Linked DNA regions of Homo sapiens: region 1 is linked to region 2. A link is a loop called in an ENCODE intact Hi-C map of the cell type or tissue named here. Cell type or tissue: HepG2. All regions are shown on one strand. Links, peaks and the distances in the headings refer to the core of each region. The heading gives the core; the rest is flanking DNA.

Evidence for each region. A loop is a pair of places that touch in the nucleus more often than their neighbours do. Peaks named below come from ENCODE experiments on the same cell type or tissue, not always from the same donor. Only the 100,000 strongest peaks of a DNase experiment are listed, where the experiment ranks them.
Region 1: it touches region 2 in a loop (12-fold over the local background); 20 of 110 quality-filtered maps call a loop at or near these places.

What each region holds. Positions count from the first base shown.
Region 1 is chr7:65,210,936-65,222,986 of GRCh38, reverse strand. LOC124901661 (a long non-coding RNA gene) reads left to right here. Exons shown (of 2, transcript XR_007060366.1): 2 at 2,988-3,424. It also overlaps the pseudogene INTS4P1. Among named protein-coding and RNA genes, the nearest start is that of SNORA15B-1, 150 kb to the right of the region's middle. In HepG2, for the core only: a CTCF peak has its summit at 6,380 (motif pointing left); a DNase peak (open chromatin) is centred at 6,366.
Region 2 is chr7:64,943,933-64,955,983 of GRCh38, reverse strand. No RefSeq gene overlaps it. Among named protein-coding and RNA genes, the nearest start is that of ZNF117, 41 kb to the left of the region's middle. In HepG2, for the core only: CTCF peaks have their summits at 4,542 (motif pointing left) and 9,026 (motif pointing right); DNase peaks (open chromatin) are centred at 4,543 and 9,033; H3K4me3 peaks cover 1,182 bases; H3K27me3 peaks cover 224 bases.

The DNA.
Region 1 (12,051 bases), core at 2,105-10,104, 270 kb before region 2:
TATTGTTTGAACTGGGTAAGGATCATGAGCATTCCCATGAAAAGACGGATTCATAAAACTGTGAGCCCAGGCAAGACAAAAATTAATTGAATATCAGAAAAATACTCTGCCACATTTTTACGCTAAATCAGCAAGTACTGAAATTTTTTAAATGTGCTCTTTAAATAAACTCTGTGGTCCAAGTAAAATTACCTATGAGAACCACTCAGTTATCAGTGCTATGCACATAAATTGGAGAAAAAGTCCTGGTATGTAAGACGACATAATTTTTTTTTTTTGGTCTTTTTTTTTTTTGACACAGAGTCTCACGAGTCTCACTTTGTCACCAGGCTGGAGTGCAGTGGCATGATCTCAGGTCACTGCAACCCCCGCCTCCCAGGTTCAAGCGATTCTCCTGCCTCAGCCTCCCTAGTAGCTGGGACTACAGGCATGCGCTACCATGCCCAGCTAATTTTTGTGTTTAGTGTTCAGGAGAATCACTTGAACCCGGGAGGCAGAGGTTTGCAGTGAGCCAAGATCTTGCCACTGCACTCCAGCCTGGGCAACAGAGTGAGACTCCATCTCAAAAAAAAAAAAAAAAAAAAAAAAAAGAAAAGAAAAAAGAAACAGACTCCTTGGTTGAAATGAGTAGACCAATTATTTAGCTAATTATTTGATCTATTTAATTTTAGTTGGTTTGTTCATGGGGACCCTGGTTAAAAAGCATACTTCAAACTCTTGGTGTTATCCTCCTGATAGTCAAAATAGTAGTCTCCCTATTGCACTGTATTCTCTCAAAAGTTATAAATGTTTGCATGCAGTCATCTCTAGAATGTCAAATGGTCTCTCTTTAATGGGAATGATGAAAACTCAAAGATATATGCGACCATGAGGACACCATAACCTATAAATGACATGATAAGAACAAAAACCCAAAATAATGGAAACTGAGAGAGGCACTAAGGCCCTAAGTTTTGGTCACACTCTGACGTATGTGAAAACTTAACCAAAACGGGGGAATTTTTAAAAGAAATTATTGGAGGCTATTATTCTGGACTGAGCTTACGCACCAGGCCCAAACAGACAAAACCAAACCAAACCAAAATGGAGTCACTCATGCTAAATATGACATACTCAAACTAAAAATTTAAGAAAATAGGTAGATGCTAAAACAGGCCAGGTTTTGTTTTTATTCTGTAAGCAGCAAATTTTAACATAAAGAGGTCCCCTCTACTGTAATTCTTTAAAAAATTAATATCCTCAAGTTCTCATTTCCACTTTACAAAACTCACAGTTCTGCTATTTCACAGTGAGATTTGAGACTAAATAAGTATATCTTTGATGATGGCAGAATATAATGTATAAAGTTTTGGTCTGTCTCTCAAACTTGAGAAGATAACCAAAAGCGAGAAATTGTTAAATTAGTTATAGCCTGAAGCTGTCCCCTTTCATTTAATTTTGGTCAATAGTTTTTTTTTTCTTTTTGTACATAGTAAACTGAAACCTAACTGTAACGCATTCCTGTACTAACCACTGTGATTTTCCCACTAAAAGGATATCAAATCTTCAAACCGTGTTTAAATAAGGCGAATCCCAAGCTATAACCAATCTGGCTGTTTCTGTACCTCACTTTCATTTTCTGTGTGTCACTTTGCTTTTTCTGTTCATCAATATTTTCTTACCATGTGGCTGTGCTGGAGTTTCTCTGAGCCTACTCTGGCTCCACAGGCTGCCTGATTTGCAAATCATTCTTTGTTCAATTAAACTCTGTAACATTTAATTTCTCTAGAGTTTTTTTTTTAATTTTCAATTTTTTTCTATGATAAAAAATAAGTCATGTGTGGTTTTGGCTTTGATTTTCTCAACTCATCCTTTAGCTACTTTTTCCAAATTATTCTATGTCCTTTTCAAATGCTCCTGCAATTTCTTTCTTTTTCTGCTTCTTCTTCTTCTTCTTTTTTTTTTTTTTTTTTTTTTTTTGAGACAGGGTCTGACTCTATAACCCAGGCTACAGTGCAGTTGTGTAACCAATCATGGATTACTGCAGCCTTGACCTTCTAGGCTCAAGTAAAGTAATCCTCCTACCTCTGCTATCTGAGGAGCTGGAACTACAGGCATGCCTCATCATGCCTGGCTAATTTTTTAAAAAAAATTTTTATGGAGACAGGATCTTACTATGTTGCCCAGGCTGCACTTGAGCTCCTGAGTGCAAGTGATTCTCCCATCTCAGACTGCCAAAGTGCTAGGATTACAGGTGTGAGCCGCCATGTGTTTCTGCAATTCCTTAAGATTATTTATTTATTTATTTTCACCCAGGCTGGAGTGCAGTGGCGTGATCTCTGCTCACTGCAACCTCTGCCTCCCAGGTTCAAGAGATTTTCCTGCCTCAGCCTCCCAACTAGCTGGGACTACAGATACCCACCACTAAGCCTGGCTAATTTTTTTGGTATTTTCAGTAGAGACGGGGTTTCACCATGTTGGTTAGGCTGGGTCTCAAATTCCCGACCTCGTGATCTGCCTGCCTCGGCCTCCCAAAGTGCTGGGATTACAAGTGTGAACCACCATGCCCAGCCATTTTAAGATTATTCTAATAATAAACAGTACTATATGGGCACAAATCTAAAAGAAATCTGACTTCTATTTTAGAAATGTCACTCTCCAGGATTTCAAGGGTCACACGGAGTTGATCCTGAGTCCCAGCCCAGCCACTTAGTAGCTGTGGGTCTTTGGACAATTTATTGATGTGGAAGAGTTCTATAAACTACATGCGCAAAAAAAGGCAGAATGATGCTTATTGCAAAAATGGTAGCAATTTTTTATCCCTCCTGTATCCATGCCCATTGCCAGGTGCTTTTACAGCTGTTCCCATTGAGATCCAGAATCTGTTTTCCAATCCCTGGATCTGGCTGGCCTTATTTGCTCAGGGCAGTGGAAACCTGTGAACATGACAGTGTGCTAGTTTGAGGCGTAGGCTCAAAAGGTATTGAATCCTTCTGTTTTTCTTTCAGAATGCTGCCATCTCTATGAAAAAAAGCCCATGTAAGCCAGACAAGATACCATGGGGAGGAGAAGCAAGTTGCCTCTGTTGACAGCCCCAGAAGCAGAAGCTCACTCCCAGAAGCACAGCTGCTTAGTCAACAAGCAGCTGATAATACATGTCTGAAAGAGCTCAGTTGAGACCAGAAGAATGGTCCCACTGAGCCCAGCCTAAATGCCTGACCATCTCAATTATGATGCTAATAAGTTTTGGATGGTTTGTTACACTGTAACAGCTAACTAATACATGCACCCAGTGCAGATAAGATGCCAGGCTTCAATGACAGCCTGATTACTAGTTACCTTCTAATAGTGGGCACCCTAAAAGTACTAATTTTTTCCCCCTGATTTAAAGTTGAATGTCTTGTAAGATAATGTTGAGAAATGCAGAAATACATGTGGACATGTATACATGTGATTGGTGATTATACTCACACAGCACCACATACAACAGGAGAAAACAGAAAACCACAGCCTGACCATTAGGGCCGAGGCCAAATAGCAACATGAGTTTGCCTTTTTCTATTTTCTCTGTTTCTAAACATTGGAGGCCTATACTGTGTACAGATCTAAAGACATAGAGTTTGCTTATCCTGTGACCTCATCATTCTTTGTTCATGTCTAATCTCTTGAAGAAAGGTGAGCAACTGGTGGCCAGCAGTGCTTGTAACCTCAGTACCTGAGGTAATTTTATTCCTGCTGTCCTCTGCTCTTTTTATGGCCACTATCTGTTTCATCCTTGGAACTGAAGAGAGATGTTGGTAGGGAGAGGCTCTTGCCGCACCTTTGGCAGAAAAGGGATGTTCAGGCCCTTCACCTCCTGGGGGAATGTAGAGGGGTTTCCAGGAAGCCCACTTGAAGTCTGAATTTAAAGTGAAAGTCCAGCCAGGCCAGGCGCGGTGGCTCACGCCTGTAATCCCAGCACTTTGAGAGGCTGAAATGGGTGGATCACCTGAGGCCAGGAGTTCATGACCAGCCTGGCCAACATGGTGAAACTCCATCTCTACTTAAAATATAAAAATTAGCTGGGCAGGGTTGTGGGCACCTGTAATCCCAGCTACTCAGGAGGCTGAGGTGGGAGAATTGCTTGAACCCGGGAGACAGAGGTTGCAGTGAGCTGAGATTGCGCCACTGCACTCCAGCATGGGCGACAAGAGCAAAACTCCGTCTCAAAAAAAAAAAAAAAAAAGTCAAAGTACAGCCAAACATGGTGGCTCACACCTGTAATCCCAGTACTTTGGGGGTGTTGAGGTGAGGAGGATTGCTTGAGGCCAGGAGTTCAAGAGCAGCCTAGGCAACATGGCGAGACCTTATCTCTATAGAAAATTAGAAAATTAGATGGGCATGGTGTGGTGCACGCCTGTGATCCCAGCTCCCACAGAACCTGAGATGGGAGGATCGCTTCAGGAGGTGGAGGCTGCAGTGAGCTCTGATCACACCACTGCACTCCAGCCTGGGTGACAGAGTGAGACCCTGTCACTAAAATAAATAAATAAATAAATAAGTAAATGAATAAATAGATGAATAAATAAAGTGAAAGTGCAGCTGAGTGTGTGCTTTCCCAGTGATGCTTGGCTGTCCAGATGCAGATGCAAGAGATCCAGCCTGTTCATGTCACCCTTGCCCAGGGGAACAATGTCAGGAGAGAGAGAGAAAAAGGAGGTTTTTTTTCTTCTTTTTTTGAGATGGAGTCTCCCTCTGTCGCCTAGGCTGGAGTGTAGTGGTGTGATCTCGGCTCACTGCAACCTCCACCTCCCGGATTCAAGCGATTTTTCCTGCCTCAGCCTCCCTAGTAGCTAGGATTACAGGCGCCTGCCACCACACCCAGCTAATTTTTGTATTTTCAGTAGAGACAGGGGTTTTGCCATTTTGGCCAGGCTGGTCTCGAACTCCTGACCTCAAGTGATCCACCCACTTCGGCCTCCCAAAGTGCTGGGATTACAGGCGTGAACCACCTCGCCCTGCAGGAGTTGATTTTAATTATGAACCATGATTAAGGAAGGCAATGACCACAGAGAGAGTGACAATGAGGTGGGGAGGCCAAGTGGAGAGTTCTGGAGCAAGAGAAGAGAGGTCAGCAGAGAGCTGTCTGAAGTCTCCTTTCTGGGTGATGGAGGGTCCCAGGTGTGACCGCAGGCAGGGAGTGGTGGCTGAGAGGCAAGTTGGAAAAGCTCACTGGAGCTTCAGCAGTCTAAGTGCCCAGAGAGACGGGGAGTAGCCTGGCCTGTCCACGTGGGTGACGACACCAACGTCTTGTATGAAATCACTGTTGCAAACCTGCTGGGGGAATGTAGAGGGGTTGCTGCTCTACAAGACGGCAAGAAGGATGAGAATGCAGTCAGCCAGGAACACAAGTCCTCAATGGATGACGAGGTGCAAGCGGAAGACCAGCAGACAGCAGTCACTGAGAGGGACAGCAGGTGACTCCGCTGCCTTTGAAAGAGAAAGGTCTTGGACACGACCACAGGAACCATGAAGGATATAGACCCTACCTTAGATTCTACAGTACGTGGGGTATAGGAGAAAAAAGAGTCCCTGCACCAGACGGTGCCGGGGGATGTGGGGTCCTGAGGGGCCAGTGGGGTTGGAGGGAGGGGACCCTCCTGCAAAAAGCTGAGTGGTGGCTCCAGAGCCGATGATGTCATCAGAGGAGCTGGGGCAGGATGGGGGGTGGGGAGGAGGGTCCAGTCATATTAGGCAATGCACAGATCCGGGGGGGAGGCCTATAGCACAGAGGCTCTGTCCTTTGAGGGTGACTGAACCAACAGGGGAAAGCGAGGCATGGTGAAAATAGCCATGGATGGCCAGCTGTGGTGGCTCACGCCTGTAATCCCAGCACTTTGGGAGGCCGAGGAGGATGGATCACCGGAGGTCAGGGGTTCAAGACCAGCCTGGCCAACATGGGGAAGCCCCGTCTCTACTAAAAATACAAAATTAGCCAGGCTTGATGGTGGGCACCTGTCATCCCAGCTGCTTGGGAGGCTGAGGCAGGAGAATTGCTTGAACCCAGGAGGCAGAGGTTGCAGCGAGCTGAGATCACATCACTGCACTCCAGCCTGGGCAACAAGAGCGAAACTCTGTCGGGAAGGGGAGAGGAGGGGAGGGGAGGGGAGAAGGAAGGAAGGATAGAAAGAAAGACAGAAAGAAAGAAGGAAGGGAGAGAGAGGGGGAAAGAAAGAAAGAAAAGAGAAAGAAAAAAAGAAAAAGGAAGGAACGAAGGAAAAAGGAGGGAGAGAGGGAGGAAGGAAGGAAGGAAAGAAAGAAAAGGTAAGAAAGAAAACCGTGGATGACCGCAGGACGGCCACAGGTGACATTTCAAGCTGTGAATTTGGAGAGCGAGGGCGCTCCAGGCAACTGTGGGGTGACTCCTCCCCCTGGTGGCCATATATGGCTAAAGCAAGTACAAGTCCAGACACACCTGGAGAACAGGTGCCATTGCCTGAAAGCAACCGTAACCACGACAACAAGGCCAGGTGCAGAACCCAGGTCTCCCCCCCTTTATTAGAGCCTGTGGAGAGATCATGAATGTATTCTCCAATATGTTCATTTTCAGGGGTTAAAAAAAAATCTCCCCAGTGTCACTTCTCCCAGGAACGTGTGTATGTGAATGGCTTAAAAACTGTTGCCCTTGACAAAGAAATGTACCAATCTCCAATGACAGAATATTTAATCGAGGAAAGTTCTCATTAACAGATGTTAATTAATCTCCTTAACAGATGTTAAGGAGAACTACAAACCACTGCTCAGTGAAATAAAAGAGAATACAAACAAATGGAACAACATTCCATGCTCATGGGTTGGAAGAATCAATATCGTGAAAATGGCCATACTGCCCAAAGTAATTTATAGATTCAATGCCATCCCCATCAAGCTACCAATGACTTTCTTCACAGAATTGGAAAAAACTACTTTAAAGTTCATATGGAACAAAAAAGAGCCCGCATCGCCAAGTCAATCCTAAGCCAAAAGAACAAAGCCAGAGGCATCATGCTACCTGACTTCAAACTATACTACAAGGCTACAATAACCAAAACAGCATGGTACTGGTACCAAAACAGAGATATAGATCAATGGAACAGAACAGAGTCCTCAGAAATAACACCACATATCTACAACCATCTGATCTTTGACAAACCTGACAAAAACAAGCAGTGGGGAAAGGATTCCCTATTTAATAAATGGTGCTGGGAAAACTGGCTAGTCATATGTAGAAAGCTGAAACTGGATCCCTTCCTTACGCCTTATACAAAAATTAATTCAAGATGGATTAAAGACTTACATGTTAGAACTAAAACCATAAAAACCCTAGAAGAAAACCTAGGCAATACCATTCAGGACATAGGCATGGGCAAGGACTTCATGTCTAAAACACCAAAAGCAATGGCAACAAAAGCCAAAATTGACAAACGGGATCTAATTAAACTAAAGAGCTTCTGCACAGCAAAAGAAACTACCATCAGACTGAACAGGCAACCTACAAAATGGGAGAAAATTTTCGCAACCTACTCACCTGACACAGGACAAATATCCAGAATCTACAATGAACTCAAATAAATTTACAAGAAAAAAACAAACAACCCCATCAAAAAGTGGGCGGAGGATATGAACAGACACTTCTCAAAAGAAGACATTTATGCAGCCAAAAAACACATGAAAAAATGCTCATCATCACTGGCCATCAGAGAAATGCAAATCAAAACCACAATGAGATACCATCTCACACCAGTTAGAATGGCGATCATTAAAAAGTCAGGAAACAACAGGTGCTGGAGAGGATGTGGAGAAATAGGAACACTTTTACACTGTTGTTGGGACTCTAAACTAGTTCAACCATTGTGGATGTCAGTGTGGCGATTCCTCAGGGATCTAGAACTAGAAATACCATTTGACCCAGCCATCCCATTACTGGGTATATACCCAAAGGACTATAAATCATGCTGCTATAAAGACACATGCACACGTATGTTTATTGCGGCACCATTCACAATAGCAAAGACTTGGGACCAACCCAAATGCCCAACAACGATAGACTGGATTAAGAAAATGTGGCACTTATACACCATGGAATACTATGCAGCCATAAAACATGATGAAACTGGAAACTATCATTCTCAGCAAACTATCACAAGGACAAAAAACCAAACACCGCATGTTCTCACTCATAGGTGGGAATTGAACAATGAGAACACATGGACACTGGAAGGGGAACATCACACCCCGGGGACTGTTGTGGGGTGGGGGGAGGGGGGAGGGATAGCATTTGGAGATATACCCAATGCTAAGTGACGAGTTAATGGGTGCAGCACACCAACATGGCACATGTATACATATGTAACAAACCTGCACATTGTACACATGTACCCTAAAACTTAAAGTATAATAATAATAAAATAAAATAAAATAAAATAAAATAAAATAAAATAAAATAAATAGTTAATGAATGGAGTTCTGCAGGCTTTGCTTTAAAGAACAGATCTACAGTATTTTAATGGGGAATGTAATCTCAGTGTCATCTCTGAGGCATGTTTACTGCTATATCTCTATCGAGCACCTGAAGTAGTGCCTGGAACAGAGGAATGACTCAGGGTGTGGTGACTGGACTGGATGGCACTTTCAAAGCACTGGACCTGTCCCACGATGGGGCAGTGAGTTTCCTGTCCCTCTACCTATAAGGTATCTAAAAGGTTTAGCCTTGCGTGTGGTAGATGTGCTTTGAAGGGGGTTTAGGAGACAGTCTAGGAGATGACCCTTAAGTAACCTGCCCACAATCTCCTTTACACTCAGGTGATCAGTGAAGTTTTTTTTCAGGGACAAGGTAAAACAGTAGTTCTGCTGGTATCACTGACTACGTATTAGAATCACCTATGAACTCTTAAACACTAGTGTCCATAGGCCCTATTCTCAGGATTTTGATTTAATTAATGTAGGCTGACACCTATTCATCTGTTCTTAATGCTTTCTGAGTAATCCTAAAGTGCAGTGAAGGTGGACAACCACTAATGTGGAAAAAAACAAAACAAAACAAAAACACTCCAATATGCAATACAACTTCACAGCTAGCTCAGAACTAGTTCTCTGCAGGTCTCATAATTTATAATAATTTCTGCTTGGAAGCCAGAAGGCCCAGTCCTTTATTGTCACCATAGCCGAAAAGCGTAATCTTCAAGGCCTGATTCATCCTTACCTCCTCCAGGAAGCCTTCTCTGCCTGTTCCAGCCTATTTTTCTGTCCCCTTATTGTACTTCCTGCCAGTGCTTGCATCCCTGCTTTGACTCATATCCCTTTGGCCCTTCTCTCATATCCCTTGTGCCCTTCTCCTTTCCTTTCCTGAGCCTCCACCACACTCCAAATTGAATACTCTAAAAGGTTTAGCCCTGCATGTGATAGAGGTGCTTTGAAAGGGTTTTTTAGGAGACAGTCTAGGAGATGACCCATCCTGTGCATGTCTACTCACCAAACCCTGTTTTATAATTGCCTGCCCATTTGTATGTCTCTCAGTGAAACTGTGCACACCCTGAGAGGAAGAACTGTGACATATTTACCTTGGCAACCACAGCACTTAGTGCATGCAATAGAGTAAACACGATTGCACAGATGGATGGAAGGAAGGATGAATGAGTGGACAGATGGATGAATGAAGGAGTAGTACTCTTTGTGGGGCTTAACTGCACTGTCTGAATTGATTAGTGTCTCTACTACATTTCTCATGTGTCTCTATTACATCTATGTAACTTGGGAAAGAATATTTCCTAGTAATCGCTTTTTCCCATCCATAAATTTTATCTGCCAGCTGACTGACTCACAGCCTGAAAGGAACTTGTTTATTATAGTTTTCTGTAACAAAAGACCAAATCTTAACGTCACATTACAAGATTAGAAAAGGTCTTATCATTTACTGAACGCTTACTGGGTCCTGGGGGCTTTAAATACATTATCTCTTTATGTCAACTCCTCCTATTTGTCAGTTGTAGAATCTGAGACTCAGAGTTTAAAGTAACTTGCTCCAAACCACACTCAGCAGTAGTTGAGATTCAAGCCTAGGTTCTTTCCCACAGAAGCTCATTTCTTCTCCTGTCCCAGTTTCTGTCCCTCAAGTAGAGACTACAGGGGTACTAACATTAAATACTTCAACACAAGGTCAGTCTAGAAGCTCCACGAGGACCCAAACCCGACAGACCTGGACCTTAACAGTGTTCTGAGGATCCTGCACATGCTCCAGGGTTGCATCAACATCCAGGGCAACCACCAACCCAGAGGTAAACCGCAAAGGGTTGTCTGACTCGCCTGCTGGCTCAATGATGGTGGCTGAGGCTTTGTGGATCTGTAAGCAAGAGGAAAATCCTATGATTCTAAAGCCAGGTCATTCCTGGACAAGAAAACACATCTTTTTTCTGTCTCCTTATCTAATGAGTGGGCATGTGGGAGCCACTCAGAGGAAGAGCCTAGCCCAGCTGCTCCATTGGTCAAAGAAGATCACCAAGGTAAAGATTTTTGACCGTCTGGACAGATTTGGCCTACAGGGGCCAAATAGACCCTGACCTGCTCTGGAAGTGGGAGATGCAGAAAGGCACTCTGTCGCAGCATGGTCTGTAGAATTTTGACCACTTCTGCAGGTTTGGATGTCATGAATCGGGGCATAAGGTCAAGGAGTTTGTCCACAAAGCTGTCCTGCAAGTGGGGCAAATCAGCGATGAAATACCTGGAGGAACAAACAGAAGCAACTGACTCATTCAACTGTGCACACGTTCACCACAGGCTGGGCCCCAGACACCTACCAAACCCTGAAGTAGGAAGAATGATGAAGTGAGAAGAGCTTGCAATTTACGACCAAGATAGACTGGTACCTATACAATCATGCCTCAGTCACATGATCATCAGAAAGGCCTCTGTTTATTGATAACCATTATGTGCCAGGCATACTCTTAAGTGTTTTACATGATCTTATTTAACTCCCAGCAATCCTAAGCATCATTAGAATTTTTATTTTCATATTATAGATTCATTAATTATTTTAACAAATACATTTTTAAGACCTACGAAGCACCAAGCACTATTTTAGGTTCTGGAAACACAGTGAACAAAAGAGAACAAAACGATTGCTTCAATGGAGCTTACATTCAAGTGGCAGAAAACACTGAGACTCAGAGGGGATGATGCCTCACTGAGGCTCAGAAAAGTTAAGTACGTTACTCCTGGCTCAGACTGATCCAATTTTGGGCCTCGTGCCAGTGGATAGTCAAAAAATATCTCACTGAGGAGGTGATATCTGTGCAGGAACTCAAAGGATGAATTAAGAACATCAGATGAAGAACTTTGGGGATTCAGAGCTATCATCTTCCCAAAAATCTTTTCAACCCAACTGTGCAAAAACAGACTCTCTACTTTAAAGAATCTAAAGCCAAAAGTAAGGCATGAACTTATTTCAGATTCAAAACTAGAATTTATTTTTTATTTTCTTTTTGAGAAGGAGTCTCGCACTATTGCCCAGGCTGGTGTGCAATGGCGTGATCTCGGCTCACTGGAACCCCGCCTTCTGGGTTCAAGCAATTCTCCTGCCTCAGCCTCCCGAGTAGCTGGGATTACAGCTGCCCACCACCACGCCCTACTAATTTTTTGTATTTTTTAGTAGAGACGGGGTTTCATTATGTTGGCCAGGCTGGTCTCGAACTCCTGACCTCATGATCCACCTGCCTCGGCCTCCCAAAGTGCTGGGATTACAGGCGTGAGCCACCGCGCCCAGCCTCAAAACTAGGATCTTAAAAAGCCAAGCTAGATGGTACAGTTTGCTAGACAGCATTACCTGCTGGTGAAGGTAGCGTTGCAACTCAGCCCTGTAAGAAGCTATCATCACCCCAATGACAAGTACAGAGTCACAAAAACCTCAGGTTTGGTGAACTTCATGAGGGCAGAGACAATGAGCGGAAGAAATGAAACAGACTTCATCAGTGCTTTAAGATCCTATGTCTTCTCCCAGTATTATTCTACCAGCATACCAGAAGTCTGGTCACTCCCTTGACTCCTATTTCTTCATCAAGC
Region 2 (12,051 bases), core at 1,353-9,352:
AAAAAAGAAAAGAAAGAGCCCACTGGCATTGAAACGGGAAAGGTTCCCTTGTTCCCCTCACAAAGTGTGTGATGCGGGTGTGGTTCACTTCTTTGGTGCTCCACTGCACTAGGGAAGCATACAGATAGGCAGACCGACCCCACGGCAGTGTCTAGGGGTAAATGTTTACAGTTCCTGAAGCCCCAGTGGGCATGTGTTACAGGGCGCTCTCTTAGTTTGCCGTCTATAGGCAGCTCGTATTAACCAGCTCAATTAGACCCCCTTCCTTATCACCAGGACAGGGGGATTTCTGTATCCTGTGGTTTCTTGCCTTGGTGTACCAGAATAATCGGATCACACGTGGGCTTGGAGAATGAGTGTAAAGTTTTATTGAGTGGCATAGCTCTCAGCCAATGGGGGAGGCAGAAGGGAGATGTTCTTTCCCTGGAGTTGGGCCGCTTGGTGGCCCTGGCTCTCCTCCGACTGCCCGGACCAAACTCAGCCTAGTCCTACCAGTTGATAGCCTGCTGGTGTGCTGGTGCCTGCGGGTGTGCTCTTCTGCCAGCGTGCTCCTCTCGACGTCCTCTTGAGGACCAGCCACTTGCATCTTCCTCTACCGATGTGCTCCTCTCCACATCTGGTCACTTGTGTCTCTGCCTTGCTAGAGTCCCGGGTTTTTATAGGCCCAGGATGGGGGCATGGTGGGCCAGGGTGGTCCTGGAAAATACATTTGGGCACAAGGGCAGAAGTGCCTGTCCTCACTTAGGTCCGTGGGGGTGGAGCCCTGGCCAGTGACAGCGCCCTCCTCTACCCAGCAGTTCCCTTCCCCACTTCCATATTATTTAAACGGACCATGCTCTTCCCTTCCCAAGCACTTTTTTTTTTTTTTTTTTTTTGAGACGGAGTCTCGCTCTGTCGCCCAGGCCGGACTGCGGACTGCAGTGGCGCAATCTCGGCTCACTGCAAGCTCCGCTTCCCGGGTTCACGCCATTCTCCTGCCTCAGCCTCCCGAGTAGCTGGGACTACAGGCGCCCGCCACCGCGCCCGGCTAATTTTTTGTATTTTTAGTAGAGACGGGGTTTCACCTTGTTAGCCAGGATGGTCTCGATCTCCTGACCTCATGATCCACCCGCCTCGGCCTCCCAAAGTGCTGGGATTACAGGCGTGAGCCACCCAAGCACTCTTGTATCAGCCTTATGAGGCAACATTTAGTAAGCTGTAGTGAATGGTCAGCCTCTGGGATACCAATAGTCTACCAAAAAGGCTGAACTCATTCTAATTAAATCAGCATGTCTGCACCATTCTGATGACCCTGTTTTACATTATCCTAGGTACCCTCCTAGAATTAAAATTATCATGAAAAAGCATACCTAATTTTTCATTTTCACAATTGAAAAATTTTGAAAACAATAAATTTAATAATGAACTTCTGCTAATTTTAGAGGATTCTACTATACTGTAATCCAACATATATATTTCTTTTTTTTTTTTTTGGAGACAGAGTCTCACTCCATCACCCAGACTGAAGTGCAGTGGTGTGATCTCAGCTCACTGCAACCTCAACTTCCCAGATTCAAGCCCTTCTCCTCCCTCAGCCTCCAGAGTAGCTGGGACTACAGGCATGCACCACCACACCTGGTTAATTTTTGTATTTTTAGTAGAGATGAGGTTTCATCATGTTTGCCAGGCTTGTCTCGAACTCCTGACCTCAAGTAATCCACCCACCTCAGCCTCCCAAAGTGCTGGGATTACAGATATGAGCCACTGCATCTGTCCATAATATGAGTATTTCTTGAAAGCATGAACAGTTATGTGGATATTTGCTCTTAGATTAACATAATAAAAGTAACAAAACATTTAAAATCAGATAAAATTAGTCAAAACCACATCTTTTCAATGGCTTAGCATAATTGCCATGATTTTTGAAATGGACAGATTACTAACAAGAAGCAAAGACCAGATTTAGGATTTGCTCCGTTATTAAGTCCTTGATATTTCAGGGCAGTACAAGAATTTCGATAGGTAGGAAAATGCATACAATATACACACATGGCTTTTCTCTGATTTGCTTTAACATTAAAAAATTGAAGATTACAAATCTAATCTCTTAATTTACAGTAAATTTAAAAAGGATTTATTTTTCCACCAAGAAAATAATTATATAAAATTAATGGGTAACAGATGCCTTTAGCTGCCAGAAAATAGCATGACTAGATTCAGTAAGTATGTAGCCACGCAAATAACAGTCCATTACATTAAGACCCTAATAGGTGCATGTGGAAAACATTTCTGTGCTATGTTGTGCACCTTCACTCTGCACTTTCTTCTGCCTGTTTACAGAGATACCAATTTCCCCTGAGTAACTCAGGGTGAATACCGGGAATTGAGAATGCTGTGTTCAGAGGGATTACTACAAACATCATTAACACATTTTTCCATATTATAAAGACATTTCATAAATCTTATTCTGCCTCACAAAGGCTTTTAGTAAAAAAAAGTTTCTTTACAGTGTTCAAATTGAATTCATGAAAAATTTCAATATTCTAGGTAAGTCAGAGACACTTAAGTGTCAACAAAATTTCATAATACATACTTGAATGAGATAAAGTCTTCTTAACTAAGAATTTTATTTTATTTTATCACTACATTTAGAGAAGAATAAAAAACTGGTACTTTGAGCCAAATAACAGTGTTTGGCACGTGAGTACCACCCAAACAAGTGCTTTTCATCATCATCATTAAAATGGCAATCCATGTGCTTTCCTGGCACCAGGTGGCCTGTTTTCCACTGATATAAAGTGGAGAAGGCTTTATATTAAAATAATGAAGGAGGGTGATATAAATTGAATACCTGTATGAAATACAACTTATAATAAAAAGCAGAAAGAAATCTTACCACTAATGCTTCTCCTATAAAATATCACCAGAAATTAACTGGTTATTATCCTCAGTTTTCCTTCCATGAAAAATGGCAGGGACACATTGTAAGGAACATCAAAAGAGAACAGATGAAGTAGCCAAAGGAAACAGGTTATCTGATCAGACAGCTAAGTCAAAGGTGAGGAAGCCTCAAAGAATTAACACACTTCAAGCCCTTCGAATATAGGAAGGCTCCATAAGAGAAAATAAACCTCAGTATTTCTCTGTGGAAATAGAATGGGCTGCTTCTTGAGGGTATATTTTCATCTCTCAGGATGGCTACAGTCAGAGGACAGAGGATGGCAAACTCCATTTGCCAGCCTCAAGCCAATGGAAAGTCCTTAAAATCCTTCAACAAGTTTTTCACTTAGGAAAGGATAAATCTTATCATTGTGTTCAGAGATTCTTTTCAGGCAGAAAACCTCTAAGTTGGTTAAGCATGTAACCTCTCTAGCTCACTTCCAACAGGAATTGACACAACTGGCAGAAGCCCAACCCCAGGAAATAGGAACACCTTTGTTTAACTCGAGATTTGGCATTAGTGAAAACTCTCTCCTTTCCTAAACTCAAACTGGGAAGAGCCCTACACTGATTTTCTTTCAAGCCCCTTGGCAGTAAAAGTTACAGGTATCAAATTCTGAATGCATCACACTCAAGTCAAAGCCTGAAGAGCTGAGGGAGCAACCTCTGACAGCCCAGAGGAATGTCCTGAATATCAGTGTGGAGAAATAGAAGATCTTAACCTGAAAATCGTAAAAGATAAGTAACTGAGTGAGAGCTACTCATCTTACTCAATCCCATCTACCTCACCAGATACTTTAAAAAAATTCTACATTTCCTCTCAAAATTCACCGCCAAATATTAGACCTTCTTTTTAATGCATATTTGCCAGAAATTTCAATTATACATAGAATTGCATTTGTAACTTCATAAATTCCCAAAGGAGAATGTTATAGCTTGGCAAGTAAAGTTTTAAACAGAAACTATTTACTACACCACTTTTGCAGGAATTGTTATATTCACGCTATTATTTGCAATAGAACTGTACACTGTGGCACCCACAATGTGGAATTCTGGTTGTAAAATTCTAATTGCTGAAACAATTTGCCTAATTATTATCTTTGTAAAAGGATTAGCAGTTGCAGAAAAGATTTAGTCAAGTTTGTTTTGCTTATAGCAGGAGTAAGAGTTATGGATAGGAAGTAAGCATGGAAGTTTTACTATCGTTAAGTTTGATAGGACTTTGTATTAAAGATTAGTACTATGGTGCACTCTAAGCTATGGAAAGAAGGTTATAAAAAGATTTTATATAAGAAAATATCTTGTATGGTAAATTCTTGTCCTGAAAGGAAATGACTGGCTGTTTAAAGGAAGGATGTTTAGGACAAGTCAGAAATTTTAAGAATCTTGTAAGAGGGCCTGTCATGAAAGAATTTAATAATTAAAGGAAAGAAATTGCTAAGATCAACACTAAAGTTATTTTAGCCACCCAATAACGTATTCTCCCAATGATATTGTAAGTTATAAAAGATGGCCTAAACCTAATAGTATTCCCTAATGGCAAGTCATGGGGGAAATGTATGTTTTCTCAAAACAAATGTTACTTTCATATTAACATTTCTGGCAATGTACAGCAACATCTAGTGGAGGCAAACTGGTATTACAATCCATTGGTGTAGCTAACAGCTAACAAACTCTGCTGTCACAGTTATGGTCTATAGGATCTCTACTAACAATGGTAAGCTAAATACTCATATTCTAACCCTATATTTCAAGCCTTCTTGAAAAATTTCTCTCTTTTCACCTAGAAACAATTAAACCTTAAATGGTGCTATGAACAGAGCCACACATGGACACACCATTCTTTTGAGAACCCTTAGATCAACCTCAGAAGGAGCCCCAACTGCTGTCCCCCTGCCACAGCACTCCTTTTCTTTCTTTTCATTTTTTCTCTCTTTTTTTGTTTTTTGAGATGGAGTCTTGCTCTGTCACACAGGCTGGAGTGCAATGGCATGATCTCAGCTCACTGCAACTTCTGCCTCCCAGGTTCAAGCAATTCTTCTGCCTGAGCTTCCTGCGTAGCTGGGAATACAGGCAGATGCCATCACGCCTAGCTAATTTTTGTATTTTTAGTAGAGATTGGGTTTCACCATGTTGGCTGGTCTTGAACTCCTGACCTCATTATCCACCCACCTTGGCCTCCTAAAGTGCTGAAATTACAGTCGTGAGCCACCGCGCCCGGCCCACAGCACTCCTTTCCAACAGGAAGTACCCAGAAAGAGTTACGTTTGCCAAGCCCAGCTCGGTCGTGGAGACCCTAACCCAGCAGCACTAGAGGAATTAAAGACACACACACAGAAATATAGCATGTGGAGTGGGAAATCAGGGGACTCACAGCCTTCAGAGCTGAGAGCCATGAGCAGAGATTTACCCACATATTTATTGACAGCAAGCCAGTGATAAGTATTGTTTCTATAGATTATAGATTAACTAAAAGCACTCCTTACAGGAAACAAAAGGATGGGCCGAAACAAAGGGATGGGCTCTGGCTAGTTATCTGCAGCAGGAACATGTCCTTAAGGCATAGGTTGTTTGTGGTTTAGGAATACCTATAAGTGGTTTTCCGCCCTGGATAGGCCAGGTGTTCCTCGCTCTCATTCCGGTAAACCACAGCCTTCCAGCATGGGCGTTATGGCCACCATGAACATGTCACAGCGCTGCAGAGATTTTGTTTATGGCCAGTTTTGGGGCCAGTTTATGTCCAGATTTGGGGGCCTATTCCCCAGCATATCCCCCTTCTTGTTTTTGCAGGGCAATAAAAGCAAAGGCAGCTTTATCACGGTGAGCTACTTCTCGCAGGAGTCAGGATCTGCATCTGCAGACTACACAAAGACAAACAACACAGATTAATAACACAATCATCATTGAAATCACAGAGCTTCCAAGTGTTTTCATCCATTTTAATGGGTTACTGGCTGCTAATCCGTCTGCAGCTCCTTCAAGCACTCCAGTTCCTGGTATTAAGGTCAGATGTGCCTGGGATGCTTTAAATATTTGTTCTTTTAACTTTGCAATATCCAAAAACCAGTTTGTATAGTGTCCTTCTAGATGGTTTTTTATTCGTTCCCAAATTTTGATCTTATTAAGAGCCATTAATAGTTTCCACAAATCCTTTTGTTAATCTCCTACGGCGGGTCATATCATTTGAGGTTGAGGTGCCACTATACCGCCATGTTTCCAGATAATAAGAACTCTTGCCATACTTCTTACCATTTCTACCATCTGACTGTTTTCTTCTGACCAGCTGAACATAGTGTGGCCATGGCACACATACTCAGAGGTACAATTCAAGCTAAACATCCCCTTAGGAGACCGATCAATAATGATTCCATAGGAATCATTGCGCAGCACCTCTGCCTGTTCTGCAATGCAATCTTCCCAAACAAGTACATTCATTTTTTCTGGCCAGGTTCAATTCTGTTTACAAATAGGTTTTTGAGGGTGGTATGCCTTAATTATAGGAGCAGATTCATTATGGCAAATACTGAGATCAGAAAGCATGTGTAACTGGGTCATAGAGTGATTACATCCAGGCATTATTGCCAGCCAAGATTGATAGATATGCCCAATAAGTATAATTGTTCTCTGTGTCAGCGCTTGCTGAAGGAATACTCACAGCAATGGTGATCACCGCTCTCATAGCTATCATTAAATTACTCATTGTGACTGGTTGTCCCGCTTTCCTCAGGTTTTCTTCCACCATCTGTGACAGCTTCTTGATCTTTCCCCAAGTAGGTGGCTGTGTTCGACGGGTGTTGCTCGTGACAGTTGGGGTCCTCCTCAGCATCAGTCTTGACATGGCTGCAACTGGGGGGTCCTCAGGATTCTCCCAGAATCTCTTCCACAGCATCTGGCTCATGATAAGGTTTTAGGTGTCTTGATGGTATCTAAATCAGCTGCTGGTTCTGGCCTGGAGAAACACAAGCATAATCTCTACCCCAAGTTATTATTTTACCTATTTCCCAACTTTTTGTTATCAGATCTCTCCACCAAACCAGTTGTTCTGCTTCTGTCTTTGCAGCTGGTTTCTGTAGATGCTGTTCAGCTGCTGATAGCATCTGGCCCTTAGGCAGGCTCAAAAAATTTAAAGTCAATAATGCTAGATTCAATTGTATATGCAGTGTCCCATAGTCCCTGTTTCCCCCCGCCCCCTTTGTTTTTGCTACTGCTGTTTCAGGGACAGATTCATTCTTTCTACTATGGCTTGTCCTTGAGAATTATATGGGATACCAGCAATGTGTTTAATATTCCACATAGAGAAAAATGTAGCTAGAGCTTGGCTAGTACAGCCTGGGGCATTATCTGTTTTAATAGAGGCTGGAATGCCCATCACCTCAAAACATTGCAAAAGGTGACATTCAACACAGGCAGAAGACTCTCCTGATTGGCATGTAGCCCAAAGTGGGAAAAGGTGTCCACACATACATGTACATAAGCTAGACTCCCAAACGAGGGAACATGTGTGACATCCATTTGCTAAAGAGAATTAGGTTCCAATCCTTGAGAATTAACTCCTCCTGTAAAAGATGAGGAATGCACCATTTGGCAAATTGGGCATCACTCGGTAATAGCTTTAGCTTCTTTCCAGGTAATGCTGTATCTGCGTTTGAGACCAGAGGCATTAACATGGGTTAAATTGTGAAAGTGTCTAGCATTAGATATTGCAGTAGCAACTAGGCGATCAGCCATTTGATTCCCTCCAGTTAAAGGTCCTGGAAGAGGTGAATGAGCCCTAATGTGAGTGATATAAAAAGGGTGCATTCTACTCCTAACTGCTATTTGCAATTGGGTAAATAAAGTCATCAGTTGTTCATCTGTATGAAATCGTAACTGAGCATTTTCAATTAATTGTGTGGAATGAACCACGTATGAAGAATCAGAAATCACATTAATAGGCATAGTAAAAGCAGCCAATACCTCAATTACAGCTATAAGCTCTGCTTTTTGAGCTGAAGCATAGGGGATCTGAAAAATTTTACCTTTCCAGCCAGAGTAAGAAGTTTTACCATTACTAGACCCTACAAGGAGCCCAGGGACCCCAAAGCAGGGAGCAAAGGATGTTTCTCCCACCTGGAGCACAGCCCTGTTGCAGAAGGCACAGTCTCGGCTCGGGGAGCCCGGCAGGGATCCAGGCGTGGTGGGGGAGGGGGCGCCCGGGCGGAGCTCACCTGCGGCGGTGGGTCGTAGGGTCCCTGGCTTGTGGAGAGAGGTTGGCGCTGTTCCTTGGCTCCGCTCCCCAAAGGGCAAAGCGCCAGGAAGTCGGGCTCCCGGCGGTCTCCAGGCTCTAGCCCACCCGCGCCCAGGCCGCACCCACCGCGTCCCCTCCGCCCCCACACAGGGTGTGGAGCGTCCCGACCGGGCGTCAGCGGGCAGGGCCATGCAGCTCCTGTGGACGCCCAGAAGCGCGGAGCCCCTTCCCACTAGGGCCTGGAGACCACTCTAAACTGGCTCGGCGGCCCTGGGACTCGGGCTCCGGCTCCCGTGGTCTAACCCCTCCTGGGGGCTGTGTCCTCGCCGGACGCCAGGTCGCTGGAGACCTCTGGGTCGCCCCGGCTCCTGGCGGCTCCTGGTGCCACGCGGTCCGGAACTGGCTTGCCTGACATGAGAGGGACAGAGCGATGCGGCTGGCGGGGCTGGGGGTCCCCGCTAGGTGGGAGAGCGGCGGGGCTGCTGCTGACCGGAGCAGCCTGGGTCTGTTCTGGAACCGTCGCCCTGAGGCCCCTCCGCCCCGCAAACCCTCCGGGTGCGGTTTGGGAGTGAAGCCGGACACCAAACACCATCCACGCTCAGCCCCACGTGGGTCCAGGAGTCCCGAGCCCAAGCCCCTGCACCTGTATTTTAATTTTTTTAAAAAACCTGAGGGTTAAAGTCAGGCAAGTCAGCTGACTCAGTGTTTGCCTCCTGCTGCCTAGATGTGACCAGCGTCTTTTGCTGGCAGTCAGAGACCAAGCCCCCCCAGGCCCTCCAGGACCCCCTGACTGGTGAGGCCATCCTCTGCAATTATGAGCAGCACTGAGGTGCTCCCTACCCAGGGTCACTGCCTGAGCCGGCTAGAGGCCCAGCAGGGGGCACTGGAGCTGTGAGACCCAACCTCCCAGAAGCTGCCTCCTCCTGCCCAAGGAGGCTGCGCATCCTCACTCAGGGCTGTGAAGGGGAATGAGGGCAGCTCACAGGCTAAGGGGCCGCTGAAGGCAGTTTTTCTGGACAGCTGACTTGCGAGCCTGGAGGAAGAGTTAGGGTGTGTGTGTGTGTGTGTGTGTTTGTGTGTGTGTGAGAGACAGAGAGAGAGAATTATTTCATTCAAGGACATCTGTGTGTCTCAGTAGAGTAAGAGTGAACAGCAGCATCCCTGCAGAGGAGCAGCATGTGGACAGAGTCACAGGCTGGCTGGATCACAACAAATCCTTGTGGGTCAAGGAGAGCAGATTCCGTGATCAGCTGCTGTCTGGGTTTTGTGTTTGCCTTTTCCTGCTGTTCCATTAAGCCAGGGCACTGGGGCCAGATTGCCCTCAGCCATGGCCAAGGGTTCCCTGACAAGCTGGGGAGGAAGAATTCCCTTCCCAGCCCAGGGGCACAGGTCAGAGCAGCCTGTTCAGTGTGGATCTGAACTCAGAGAGTGGAAGCCACTGTCTCAGAGTCACAGAGCAGGTCAGTGGCAGGGCCCGTGTCCCTGACCTCCAAGCTCTATGTCTCTGAGGAAATATTCCACCCAAGAGCATGAGAGTTCTCTGAGCATGGACTCCCTGGCAGGTGAGGTCATTTTACCCATTATCTCTTTTCATCCTCATTGTGTGTGTGGTTTGTATCAATGTCCCCGTTTTATGGCAGGAAACTTAGGCACAGTGAGGAGCAAAGGCCTGTGCAAAGCTATAGAGCTCAGAAGTGGCTGAGCTGACCAGACAGGCTTCCTTCACCATTGCTCTGCTCCATTTGGAGGTTGGACAATATGCCTTGGGACCAACAGTCACAAGCTTGTGTGGGCTCAGGGGAGATATTCATTAAAAACTAGAATCCATGAAGCTTCCAGCCCCACTCATTTCTGCAGGGGCAGGTGGCTGTGCTTGGCATGGGCTCCTCATTGCTCAAAATAGAGCCTTCTCTTCCAGATAGAGCCTATTGTCCCAAAGGTGAGTGAGGTTGCAGCCCAACCTGGGCAGGGTGATATCTTCTGGGCTAGACTGGAAACTCAAGCCTTGCAGCTGGACAAGTTATGACTTCTGTCCTGCCTCAGTCACTCCTAGGCTGAACGACTCTGGGCACATTGCTCTCTAAGCTTCTGTTTCCTTATCTTTAAGATGGTGACAATGACATCTCTTTCCCACCGTAGCTATTGGTGTTTAGTAACTCATCAGCCTTAGGAGTTGGCATGCATATTCTCTGGCATTACCCAATGGCTGTATTTGTGAGTTTTCCCTGGTCTATGGGGACCTTCCTGAGGGCAGAGGGCAGGGACCAGGTGTCACTTGACTCAGGACCCAGACAGGCACAGCACAGCCAGAACCAGAGGGGGCAGGGCCTGGGTATGATTGGAATCCAGGCATCTGGCCCAGTTTTTCTGGCTCTGTCTTCCCCACCTTTTCCAAACTGATCTAAGGATCAGATTTGCCATGCTGCCCAGACATCCTGGTGGCCCTGTCTGAAGAAGCAGCCTCAGAATTTCTCTGGTGCCAGCTGGACGACTCAGAGAGAAAAACTGGTCACCAATTTCTGCTTCAAGTGGGTAGGGAAGAAAGCTACCACTTGCAGCTACTTATTATGTGTCACCAGCCAGGCACTTTTCCTACTTAGTGGTCACCTCAGCTAAGTCATAAAGACACAGAAAGGAGTGCCTTGCCCCATGTTCACAGCTGATAAGTGGGGTGTGGGAGAGGAGGTGCTGAAATCCACATTTATCTAAACCTTTCAGACCCATGTGCATTTCTCCATTTTTACCACATTGTCCCCTCCTTGGTGACAGCCTGGGCTGCTGCTCCTGCCTCTCACTGGCCTCTCTGCCCCCAAGCTGCCTGTGCCATAGGAAGCTCCATGTTGCGCTTTCAAACCAGCAGCCCAATCCATCCCTCACCTACTTGTGCCTTTCAATGACTCATTGTCCTCAGAAAATGACCCTGGCTCCTAGGTGTCCACACCTTTGTGGCCCTGGGTGCAGTGGCTCACATCTGTAATCCCAACACTTTAGGAGGCTGAGGTGGGTGGATCACCTGAGGTCAGGAGTTCGAGACCAACCTGACTAACATGGCAAAGCCTGGTCTCTACTAAATATACAAAAATCAGGCAGGCATAGTGGCGAGCACCTGTAATCCCAGTTACTCAGGAGGCTGAGACATGAGAATAGCTTGAACCCGGGAGGCAGAGGTTGCAGTGAGGAGAGGTCATGCCATTGCACTCCAGTCTGGGTGACAGAGCAAGAGTCCGTCTCAAAAAAAGAAAAAGCAAAGAAAAATGAAAAAATGAAATAAAGTGATCTACACCCCTTCTTTCAGAATCCTGAACCTGATAATCCTGTTGCTATTTGGTGTTAAAAATGTGCTTCAAATGTTTCTTTTTCGGGGGGGCGGGGGGATGGAGTCTCACTCTGTCACCCAGGCTGGAGTGCAGTGTCACAATTCAGAGATTTTTCTTTAATGATAATCTCAGCCTTTTTAATGATAATTCACCAGCCTTCGCTGCACTGCCAGGAGACCTTGAGATGTCCCCCTTCCCTCTTTATGAAAATGTGCTATGTTTCTAGACAACATGGAAAAATAGAAAAGTACAATTATAAAAAAAAAGCAAATCACAGATGAAAACTTATGGTAGACTTTATATAAACCCCCAAAACAGGCAACACGCAAATGTATATTGTTTATAGATAAAATTGCATAAAGTAAATGATAACACAAAATTCAGATAGTGGTTACATTGGAATAGGAGGTTAATAGGAGACTTCGGAGGTATCCACTTCTCAGGAGTGTGTGAGGGTTTTATGTAGCCAGACTGAAAGTTTCATGAGAGTAGAGACCAATATTTTTTCTTCATTTTATTTCCTAAGCCTAGCAAAAAGGATGGCACATCGTGTCTGCTAACACACACTTTTCAGTTAAATGAATAAAT